Linked DNA regions of Mus musculus: region 1 is linked to region 2. Evidence: chromatin loops called from intact Hi-C (ENCODE). Cell type or tissue: left cerebral cortex. All regions are shown on one strand. Links, peaks and the distances in the headings refer to the core of each region. The heading gives the core; the rest is flanking DNA. Region 1 overlaps Wdr82 (WD repeat domain containing 82). Region 2 holds the start of Gm33616 (a long non-coding RNA gene).

Region 1 (5,376 bases), core at 131-5,130, 250 kb before region 2:
CTCCGGAGAAGAACGGTCAGCGAGGTCCCGTCGTCCGGGCGAGAGAGCGTCGCCTGAGGAAGAGGACGCGGCAGCCCCACTGTCAGCCGTCCTTCGGTTCGTCTCCAGCGCGGCGCCCGCACCGCCGGGGTTGGCCCTGAGCAGCCCGCCCGATCGCTCGCCTCTCGGCCCCGCCCCGGCCCTGCGCCGCCGCTGCCTTCAGCAGCAGCAGCCGCCGCCGCCATGAAGCTGACCGACAGCGTGCTCCGGAGCTTCCGCGTCGCCAAGGTGTTCCGCGAGAACTCAGACAAGATCAACTGCTTTGACTTTAGTCCCAATGGCGAGACGGTCATCTCTAGCAGCGATGATGACTCCATCGTGCTCTATGACTGCCAGGAGGGCAAGTGAGTGTGATAGTGGCCGAGTTCCAAGTGCCCCTCTCCTTCCCTCTGTCGCTGGTCCCCGACTGAGCCCCCACCCCCAACCCCAGGCATGTGGTGCAGGCGCTCTTGCCAGGGCCACCTCCATCCCGCAGTGCTGCAGGAGATCCTCTTTAAGATGATGATGGTTCTTAGTTCATGTGTCTTTGCTCTCTTCCGAGCGCGCTTTTCCCGCTTGCCAAACCCCACCTTGACCTTGACCTTTAAACGCCATGTCCCTGCACCCTGCAGCCGGACGGATAGCCCTTTCCACTCCCCTGGCGACTGTCAGAATGTGCGGGTGGACTCTGAGCTCGATGCAGAACGGCAGGAGCTGTGTTCTGTCCATCAGTGGCGTCCAGCTCTCTGCCTTCACAGCAGTGACCTGGATTCAGCCCTGGCACGGTGCCCGCCCCCTACCCCTCAGCTTCCCGCGCGGCTTTTCTGCAATCAAGCCCCGCGGGATGCAGTTTTTAAGCTGTCAGGATTTATCGATTGTGCCCATGTGAGCTTGCTGTCCTTTCCCAGTACCAATACCCAGGCTTACAGTTAACTTACTAAACAGACTCTTGGAAACTTTTCTTTGCCAGACTCCTGAGAACTTGGCCGCCCCATTCTGGTCAGAATGTGAGCTCTCTTTAAAACAAAGAAAGCATTCCGGAACAATTTAGTGTTTCCTTTTGCATTACAAAAAAAACCCAAGTTTGGCCGCTTAGCCAGTAATCTCAGCATTTGGGCGATAGAGGCAGTCAGACCCTGAGTTCTGGACTTCATAGCAGAGAGACCCTGACTCAAAACAGTTAAAAAACAAAAAACAATAACCGCCAGATTGTGGTTTGCTTATAGTTATCAAAGTTTTGGAATTCTGGAACTGGTTATGGAAATTATGTTAGTTGGAGAACTTGTGTATCTTTGCCGTTTTCATAGCCTGGGTGTGAGGAAGACATTGCCTGTCTCATCTCTGGAAGTTCAAATCCTCGATAAGTAAGCAGTGACCTCTTTTGTAGCAGAAACTAGTTTAGGCTAAATTTGATTCCCTTTGTCAACTTCAGCTTCCTTCCTAAGCAGGAGGTGTTTAGTTTAATAGCTACTGTTTTCGACATTATGTTAAAGTTACCTGTTTTTGAATCCTTGGCTTTTTCTCTCCTTTTTGCAGCTGTTCTCTTTGTTTATTATTTTTTTCAAATAATAGTTTTCTTTTGGAACTTGTCTCTGAGTTTATCTAAAGTAAAGCTATTGTAGAATGAGCTGTATATGATATTGTCCTTGATGGGTTTCCTCGCTGGAGCTCCAACAAAGTATTACGTAACTGTCGTTGGACTTGAGCTTGCTGTATGTGGGAGAGTTTCCTACAGTGGTGATCCTGGGGAAGAGAAAATTACTAACTGGACAAATAGTTATTTGAATTGATGTTCATATTTGTGTATTGATTATTATCATACACTGGTCTGACTATTTGATTCTGTTTGGAACTACAAGTAATTTGAAATTGGTTTGTCTGACATGTTTGGTGCAATACATAGCTTAGAATCTCCCCCCCAAATCTGTAATGGAAATGCATATCCTATTCAAAGGAATAAAACACTAAGACTGAAAAAAATGTTTATTCAGGCATGTAACCTTTTTACATGATTACAAACTTACAGAAAGTTACAATGCTCCAAAGAACTTTCTTGAAAAAAGAACGTGTCCAGCAGTGCCTATAATTTCAGCGCTTGGGAGCTGGGGGTGCGAATCCAAGGCAGCTTGAACAGCTGTCCCAAAAAGGAAATGTAAGGGCTGGAGATGGCTACAGGCACTTGCTCTTAGAGAGGAACAAGTGGACTCCTACACCTTGTAACCATCTGTAACTAGTTCCAGGGGATTTGACCCCTAATTCTGATTTCTTGAGAGATGGCTCAGCTGTTAAGAGCACCTCTTCCACAGGTCCTGAGTTCAATTCCCAGCAACCACATGGTGGCTCACAACCATCTATAATGGGATCCAATGCCCTCTTCTGGTGTGTCTGAAGTCAGCTACAAGGGTACTCCTATAAATAACATAAAGAAGTCTTCATAAAGAGAGAAGTTTGTGGGGGGAAAAAAGTCCAGGAGCTAGAGAGATGGCTAACATGTGGTTAAGAGCGCATGTTAATTTTGCAGAGAACCTAGGTTAATCAGCAGCACCCACGTGGAGGCTCACAATTACATTTAACTCCAGTTGCAGGGGATCTGATGTTCTCTTCTGGATTCCATGTGCATCAGACCTGCATAGGGTGCCCATATATACAAGCAAGCAGACAAAATGCTCATATACATAAAATCAGTAAATGTAAAAATATATATGTATAGAAGAATAATCCAATAATTCCAACAGTAGAAGAAAATAACTGTTTCTTTGGAAGTAACATCTTTATTAGATAATACCAGTAGTAGAATTTGGGTATTTGAAAATAGCTAAAACACAGCTGATTTTTGTTTGTTGTTTTTAAGATACTACACCCCACAGTGGAACTTTGTCTGTAGCTATAGTGCTGGTTGGCTTCCAACAGCAATCCTCTGGCCTCAGTCTTGGCTTAAAAGGATTTTTTTTTTTTTATTGAAAGTAGTTTTTCATGCACACGTTCTCTGTGTACGTTTTAGCTGTGTGTGAGCTTGCTGTGCATGTATAGGTAGAAGACAGCGTGCAGGATTGGCTGCTTTCCTCCCTTCCTGGGAGCCCAGGGGGTGAACTGTGATTATTGAGCTTGGCGGCAAGTGCCCTTAGCCTCCATCTAACCAGCTCACCTGCCCAGGAAGAGGTTGTGAAGGGCTTTGGTTTTGTTTGTCCATTAAATGTTAGAATGTGGCTCATCCCTTCCTTCGACTTGAAGGAATATATAGGGGGTATTGCTTTTGATTGGTAAAATATTTCAAATTTTTTCTGTCTATGAACACACACACACACACACACACACACACACGTGCACATGCGCACATATGTTTAGTTTGCCTTAAGACAGTAGTCTCATGTAGTCCAGGCTAACTCTTATGTGTCCAAGGTTGGCCTTGAACTCCTGATCCCAAGTGCTGGATTATACACATGTATCCCACCACCAGCAGCTGGCTTTACTATTATTTTCTTTATTCATATCTGCCTCCAGAATCATAGTTTTAAAGAAGCTTGCCAAAATACTTGGAAAGTTCACATAAAAAAATATATCCATTGTTGATGTCAGACTCTTACTTTCAAAGTAAAACTGAATTAGTTTTCATTAAGACACATCTGTTAATGCTTTTTTGTTTTGCTTGGATTTTTTTTTTGGATGTAAGACATACAGACCATATCTTAATGGAACCCAGGTTTTTTTTAATACCACATGCTTTAGTGTACTGTTTACTTGAAGGGTTGAAGATAGAGTCCAGGGCTCCATGCATGCTAGCAAGCCTTCTGTGACTAAGTCATATCCCAGCCCTGTCTTCTACTGTAAATGGGCTGAAATACTAGGATTCGCTTTTACCACTGATAGATGCAAAGTCAGCATGCTCAGCCTCACTCAGTCAGTACTTACCTAGTACTAACCTCAGAGCTTCAGACAGTAGACTGGACCTAGTACTCAGTAAGTACTTACTAAGTACTGACTGCAGAGCAGAGCTTCAGAAAGTAGACTGGACCTGATGGTATTTGATTTCACAAACGGCAGGCATATAGAAAGTATAGTACAATAAAGAACTCTTGTTCAGAATAGGTTTCATGAAGCAGAAGGCCTCACCCTCTCTGACCTTAACAATTGAAAGTACAGAAATTGACTTGTAGGCAGCCTGGATCATCTGATTGCTCGACCAAAATAATATGGTTCCAAAATAATATGACATTGAGAAGATAAACATTCTTTTGCATAAATTCAAACCCTTGGTGACTAGTAGTACACTAGTCAATCTTTTACTACAATATTCCTGGGAGGGACACTTTGTGACAGGGTCTCACAGGGTCTCATTCTGTAGTTGGGACTAGCCTTGAATTTGTAGTGGTCCTCCTGCCATAGCCTTTAGAGTTCTGACTGGAATTACAGATGTGAGCCACCATGTCTAGCTTAAAATTCTTCTAAAATATAAATGTATAAAACACTTTAAAAGATTTTCTTATTTTCTGGCCTGGTTCAAATGGAGCACTCTGTCGTTCCAATTTTGTTTTCTAAAGCTGGGCATGGCTGCCTGCCTCCGCCTCCCAGCACTCAGGGAGCAGATACAGGCAGATAGCTGTAAACCTGAAGACAGCCTGATCTACATAGAGAAAGCTTATCTTGTAAAACAAAAATAAAAAAATATTACTTTAAATTGTTTTCTAGAGATATTTGAGTTAAAAAAAAATTGCCTACTTTAAATAGCCTGCAGCAGGAAGTTTGGTTGTAGATTTTCCTGAGAGCCCATTTATCTGATCAAGATTTGCATTTAAGGGACTTGCACGAAGAAGTTTTGTTTTGAACTTTGGGTTGGAAACACACACATTTACATGAAAGTAAAAGCAAAAGGAACCATCCAGTAGTTTTGTTGGAGAGGTAGGCTTGCTGCTACTTTCTACTCTGTGTAAGAAAATTAGACATCTTCTAGAGCAAGTTATGTTAGAAACATAAGCAGGGTTGCATCTGGTTTCAATCGTGATAAATCATTGCCTTAAGAAAGTGCTTGCTAAGTGAATGGCTTAGGAAAGGTTACTGGCTCTGAGGTACTCTCCTATCCCTCTGTTGTGATTCTTGGTTTGTGATAGTTTGTGTACTTTTTTCTCAAGTAGATAGTCTTCCCAAAGTTTATATTTGAAGCCAGGTATGGTAGCTCACTCTCATAATTCTAGCACTAGAGAAGCCCAAGCAGGAGGGTCATGAGTTCAAAGCCATCCTCAACCACATAATGACTTAGCAGGCAGGTAAGACCCTCCCTCGAGATCCTCTCCCCCTTTGAATATTGTAGTAAAGGACTGAATTAATATTCTATATTTTATTTCCAAACCTGGGCTTTGGGGT
Region 2 (5,376 bases), core at 87-5,086:
GGAGTTACAGGTACATAACACCATGTAGGGCTCAAGTCACCCTTTGTCTTTTGGGTGAACTATCAGAAAGGATGAGAAGGCGCTGACTCTGGCTGCCAGCTCCTGGTCTTGAAGAGTTACCAAGAGGCAGAGGCCAAAGTAACTGTCAAGCATAAGGGACAGGGATTAACCAGGGTTAGAGAGCACCCGTGTGAGCAAGTCACTGAGTCAGGGTCCTGAAGATGCTTGGAATGAGTTGATCCTGAGACCTCACCACAAGCCCCCACAGTGGGGTCAGATATTTGCTACTGGAGAAGGATGCTGGCAATGTGAGAGTGCATGAGAATGCATAGAATTTCCTAATGACAGGAATGGGGGGGAGGACATCTTGGGGATGAGAGGACTCTACATCTCCCAGCTGCCACTGCTGCCTTGGCTCGCTCTACCTGATTGCCATTTACAGAGAAGGCATCAACTTCCTTCCTCAAGCTGTCCTTAGAGTTCAAGCCCAGGAGAGTGTCCAGGAGTAGTTTGATGGGGGAGAAAAAGTTCAGTTCGCTTTCCTGAACTTCAGTCTTAATTGCATTATAGAATAATCAAAAAGTCCCAGTGAGTGTAGCAAGGTCCGATCATAACCATGCAAAGCTTCCCAGAGAAACACACACACACACACACACACACACACACACACACACACACACACTGCCAGCTTTCTAGAGTTTCAAAAATGCAGTAACGGATTGAAGAAGTCTGGATCAGCTGGGAGGACTGTAGGGAGCACCTGGCCTTTGTTCTGTCCACCCTGCTACGCCTTCCTCCCTCTGTCTGACTCCACAGACCTGCCTTTTCACAAGGGGGCTCCCAGGCCTCTTCTCCATCTCCTGCTCCCTCTCTGCCCGACCTCTCCACTCTGGGTGCCCTGTTCCACAGCCTCCAGCCACTTGGTGATGGTAGTAGTGCTTTGCCAGTCAGACATGAGTTTGGGACTTAAGCCTTACAAATCTGCCAGGTGGCACCTGAGGGTCCCTTTGTACCTACAGTGTCACAAGAATTTCCCCAGCTTGAGGCAAGTGGGAAGGTTTAGCATTCCCTGGATAGTTGGTTGAGTGTCCTACCCAGTGCTGGGATGGGAGTCCCAGCGCTCACTGCCACATCCCCTTTTTTAGGGGACACATGAGGAGTTCAGGGGCATCCCTGCAGATCTCCCGCTAATCAGCCTCTAGAACTACCTCCTTCCCTGTCTCATCTTCCCCACCTATAAGGCCTGTTTTTTTTTTAAATGTATATATACACACACACATATATATATATGTGTGTGTGTGTGTGTATGTGTATATATATATATATATATATGTATATATACATATACATATAAAATATATGCTATTGCTTTCTTCAGACACACCGGAAGAGGGCATAGGATCCCATTACAGATGGTTGTGTTGTGAGCCACCATGTGGTTGCTGGGAATTGAACTCAGGACATTTGGAAGACCAGCCAGTGCTCTTAGCTGCTGAGCTGTTGATCTTCAGGCCCCTGCTTCGGATCGGTTTCCTAAATTTGGCAAGGGAGGCTCCCGAGTCACAGCCTCAGGCAAGAGGGCTGGAGCTCAGAGAGTTGAAGCTTTTAGTCTTTGGGCCTTGATAGTCCCATCATCCATTCAGAGGAATTCTTTGAAAGGTCACATCATCCTGCCCTCTCTCCCCTTCCAAGAGCCTTCCAGATGATCCCCAGGGAGGGGAGGTCCAGGGAGGCAGTCAAAGCTTTAACCCCAGGGCTGCTTGGTGAACAGAGTCCTCCCTCTCCTACCCCCCCCCCGGGGGCCCCTCTTTAGCCTGGGCTAGGGAGGTGGATGGAGGGGGGGAGAAGATGAGATGGGAATCCAGACAAGAAGGGGTTACAGGAGAAAGGGGAACTGGAAGGGGGTTGTGGTTGTCAAGGCAACGGCATTGCTGGGGTCAGTGGAGGCTGCTGGGGAGGGAAAGGAGAGGGGTGTCCCTCTCAGCTTGCAGCTTCAGAGCTTCAGTCTTCCTGTCCTGACACTCTTTGTTTTAAAAAAAAAAAAAGAGTCGCCTTACCCTCCTTTTGTGTCTGGAGGTGGGAGAGGGGAGCCACTTCGGGGATTTGCCCTGTCTTGCTGAGCTCACCTCATCCATCCATTCCTCCCCTCCCGCCCTCCCCTCTGCTCAGTTTCTAACTCTGAGCGAGCTTGGTTCTCACCTGCCAGCCCATCTTCCCAGAGCAACAACCCAGCCCTGACTTGAGCTGGTGGGAGCCTGTCCCCCTCCCCCGGACACACATAACACATACCTCCTTTATGGGCCCGCTGAAGGTTGCAAGGAGAGTCGGAGCAGAAAAGCCACCCCTACTCCAGACTCCTGACATTCCAAGTAAATCATTGGTCAGAGAAGCCAGGGACTTTTATGTCACCTGGATGTCATTGGTATTCTTGCATGGCCTCAAGGAAAACAAACCCCTGGATCCTAGTGTGTACCTAGACCATAAGCTCTCCAGAAGGACCCTGTTTACCCCGCCGTGATGTGGGTGCCCAGGGCATCAGGTTGACCCCAGCCGCTGTGCTACATCTAGAGCCGACCCTCAGCCTCTAGCCTGGGTGCTGGACAGCTTCCTGCTCATTCAGTGTTGGGTGCTGCCAACCGAGGTTCAGTGAGGGGAAATGCTCTTCTAGCCCGTGGAAGTCAGAATTTAAACGTAAGTATTGAAGTCTGTCCCTTTAACCACTGGAAGACTTGGCTTTGGGAAACCTGAAAGTGGCCCAGAGCTGTGCCCAGCGCTGCCCAGGGATTGGCCTTTTCTTCTCCGGGGAAAGATATAGGAGTCGTTAGTCCAGGGTGATCGGAACCAACCTAAAGTCCTCAGGCTGTATCTGCAGATCTGTCTGTCAGAAGGGAATCTGCTGGCTGCTGGGTGGATGGGTGTGGGATCTTCCCAAGGGAGGGAGCAGAGCTGCCATTAGTTGGCCTGCTTGCCCGCTGCAGCTGAACTTCGTCTATGATCCCATACTGCCCCCTTGTGGACAATCTCACATTCCCCACGTGGAATACCTTAGTCCTAGAGGGGCAATCAACTTGGAGCTAAAGGTGGTCTGTTAGGACCTAGCAATATACTGGGCTACACCTCCCACTTCTACTGGAACTAACAGAGCCTGAACCTGGGATAATGTTTCACACAGCACATCTTTCCCCGAGAGACTTTGAAAACCCTTGGCAGGAAGTAAATTTAAGAGCTGTATTTTTTTAACCCTTCATTCCCTGTTGTTTTGTTTGCCTCCAGTCTTCATGACTGTTAGCATATCTCTTGTATTAGGGCACTCACTATATCTGTGAGCAGACAGTGGCTTGAAAACAATGGGAGTGGGGTGGGGTCAGGGTCTCTCCTACCCCAAGGTGACCTGGAATCCTTCATGCAGTCAAAGAGGACCTTGCATTTTTTCCCAATTTTTTATTAGGTATTTACTTCATTTACATTTCAAATGTTATCCTGAAAGCCCCCTATACCCTCCCCCCCCCATCCCTATCCATCCACTCCCACTTCTTGGTGTTTCCCCTGTACTTGGGCATATAAAGTTTGCAAGACCAAGGGGCCTCTCTTCTCAATGATGGCCGGACTAGGACATCTTCTGCTACATATGCAGCTAGAGACACAAGCTCTGGGGGTACTTGACAGCACACCTAAAAGCTCTAGAACAAAAGGAAGCAAATTCACTCAAGAGGAGTAGATGGCAGGAAAATAAGCAAACTCAGGGGAGAAATCAACCAAGAGGAAACAAAAAGAACTATTCAAAGAATCAACCAAACCAGGAGCTGGTTCTTTGAGAAAATCAACAAGATAGATAAACCCTTAGCCAGACTCACTAGAGGGCACAGGGACAGCATCCTAATTAGCAAAATCAGGAATGAAAAGGGAGACATAACAACAGATCCTGAAGAAATCCAAAACACCATCAGATCCTTCTACAAAAGGCTGTACTCAACAAAACTGGAAAGCCTGGATGAAATGGACAAATTTCTAGACAGATACCAGGTACCAAAGTTAAATCAGGATCAGATTAATGACCTAAACAGTCCTATATCCCCTAAAGAAATAGAAGCAGTCATTAATAATCTCCCAACCAAAAAAAAGACCTTGCATTTTTAAAATGTGTGCATTTAATTCTTCAACCTTATGTCAGGTCCCCACATACACACAGTACTATGAAACATGCTGCTAACATGTTACTTTGCTGAGCTGGCTCCTCTGAATCTCACTTAGATTGAGGTGTGGATCTGAAAAGGCCAAAGAAGGCTGGATGGTTTAGAAAGACGGCACGAGGAGGATTGTTCAGTCCGAGTTTGTCTTGGACTTGTTGCACCTTGCTTTAATCCCTCTCTGTCTTACGTCAAAGATGAGACAAACAGACCCCTGCGCTGCTGAGTTCAGCGTGAAGACTATATAGTTCAGAGAAAGGCAAGAGGCTCTTGTCAAGGACAAGACCTGACGCAGGCTGGAGTCAAGGCGAGAACCACTTCCTCAAAGGCAGTGCTGAGCAAGATGGCGCGCTCTTTAAAATCTCAGCCCTTGGGAGGCAGAGGCAGAGCTCTTGTGAGTTTGAGGTCAGTCTAGTCTAAATATTGAGTTCAAAGCCAGATGGGGCTACATAGACCCTGTCTCAAAAATACAAACAAGAGGGCTGGAGAGATGGTTAAGAGCACTGACTGCTCTTCCGAAGGTCCTGAGTTCAAATCCCAGCAACCACATGGTGGCTCACAACCATCCGTAATGAGATCTGACACCCTTTTCTGGTGCATCTGAAGACAGCTACAGTGTGCTTAGATATAATAATAAATAAATCTTTAAAAAAATACAAATAAACAAAAGAGGAAACCACAGAAGACACAGAGAGAATGGAAGGCCCTGGAGGAAGGGCAGTATTCTTCATTGCTGTCTCTGTGCCTGAAGCTCCTTCGGTATCTTAGAACAATTTACCGATGTATTTATATATTATAAATGGGAATAGAACTCTGCGGCCCCTGCATGTTCTAAGCCAGTGCTCTACCACTAACCTACACCATGCACTCCAGAATTGCCATGTGCATGTCTGGTACCTGCAGGAGTCAAGAGAGGTCATAGGATTCCCTGGAACTGGAATTACTGATGGTTGTAATGTCGGTGCTGGGAACAGGGTCTCTGCAAGAGCGGCAGGTGCCCTCTTTAACAGCTGAGCCAGCCCACCAGACCTGTTACAGAAAGTTTTCATGACAAAGATGTGGACACATTGTGACAAGATGTAACTTGTTGAATGACAAAAGGGTTCCCAGTAACATGTCCCTTATGAAGAAGATATACAGGAGTAGAGAATAAAAGAATAAACTGTTGTACTGTTGCTAGAAAGAAAAC

Evidence for each region. Peaks named below come from ENCODE experiments on the same cell type or tissue, not always from the same donor. Only the 100,000 strongest peaks of a DNase experiment are listed, where the experiment ranks them.
Region 1: it touches region 2 in a loop (3.0-fold over the local background); 11 of 42 quality-filtered maps call a loop at or near these places.

Annotation. Positions count from the first base shown.
Region 1 is chr9:106,170,997-106,176,372 of GRCm38, forward strand. Wdr82 (WD repeat domain containing 82) reads left to right here. Exons shown (of 9, transcript NM_029896.1): 1 at 1-383. The coding sequence starts at 223. Among named protein-coding and RNA genes, the nearest start is that of Wdr82, 2.8 kb to the left of the region's middle. In left cerebral cortex, for the core only: a CTCF peak has its summit at 2,434 (motif pointing left); DNase peaks (open chromatin) are centred at 438, 785 and 1,708; H3K4me3 peaks cover 3,046 bases; H3K27ac peaks cover 1,777 bases.
Region 2 is chr9:106,418,997-106,424,372 of GRCm38, forward strand. Gm33616 (a long non-coding RNA gene) reads right to left here and starts at 2,508. Exons shown (of 3, transcript XR_001779299.2): 1 at 2,290-2,508. In left cerebral cortex, for the core only: CTCF peaks have their summits at 1,441 (motif pointing right) and 3,022 (motif pointing left); DNase peaks (open chromatin) are centred at 2,308 and 2,983; H3K4me3 peaks cover 467 bases; H3K27ac peaks cover 1,384 bases.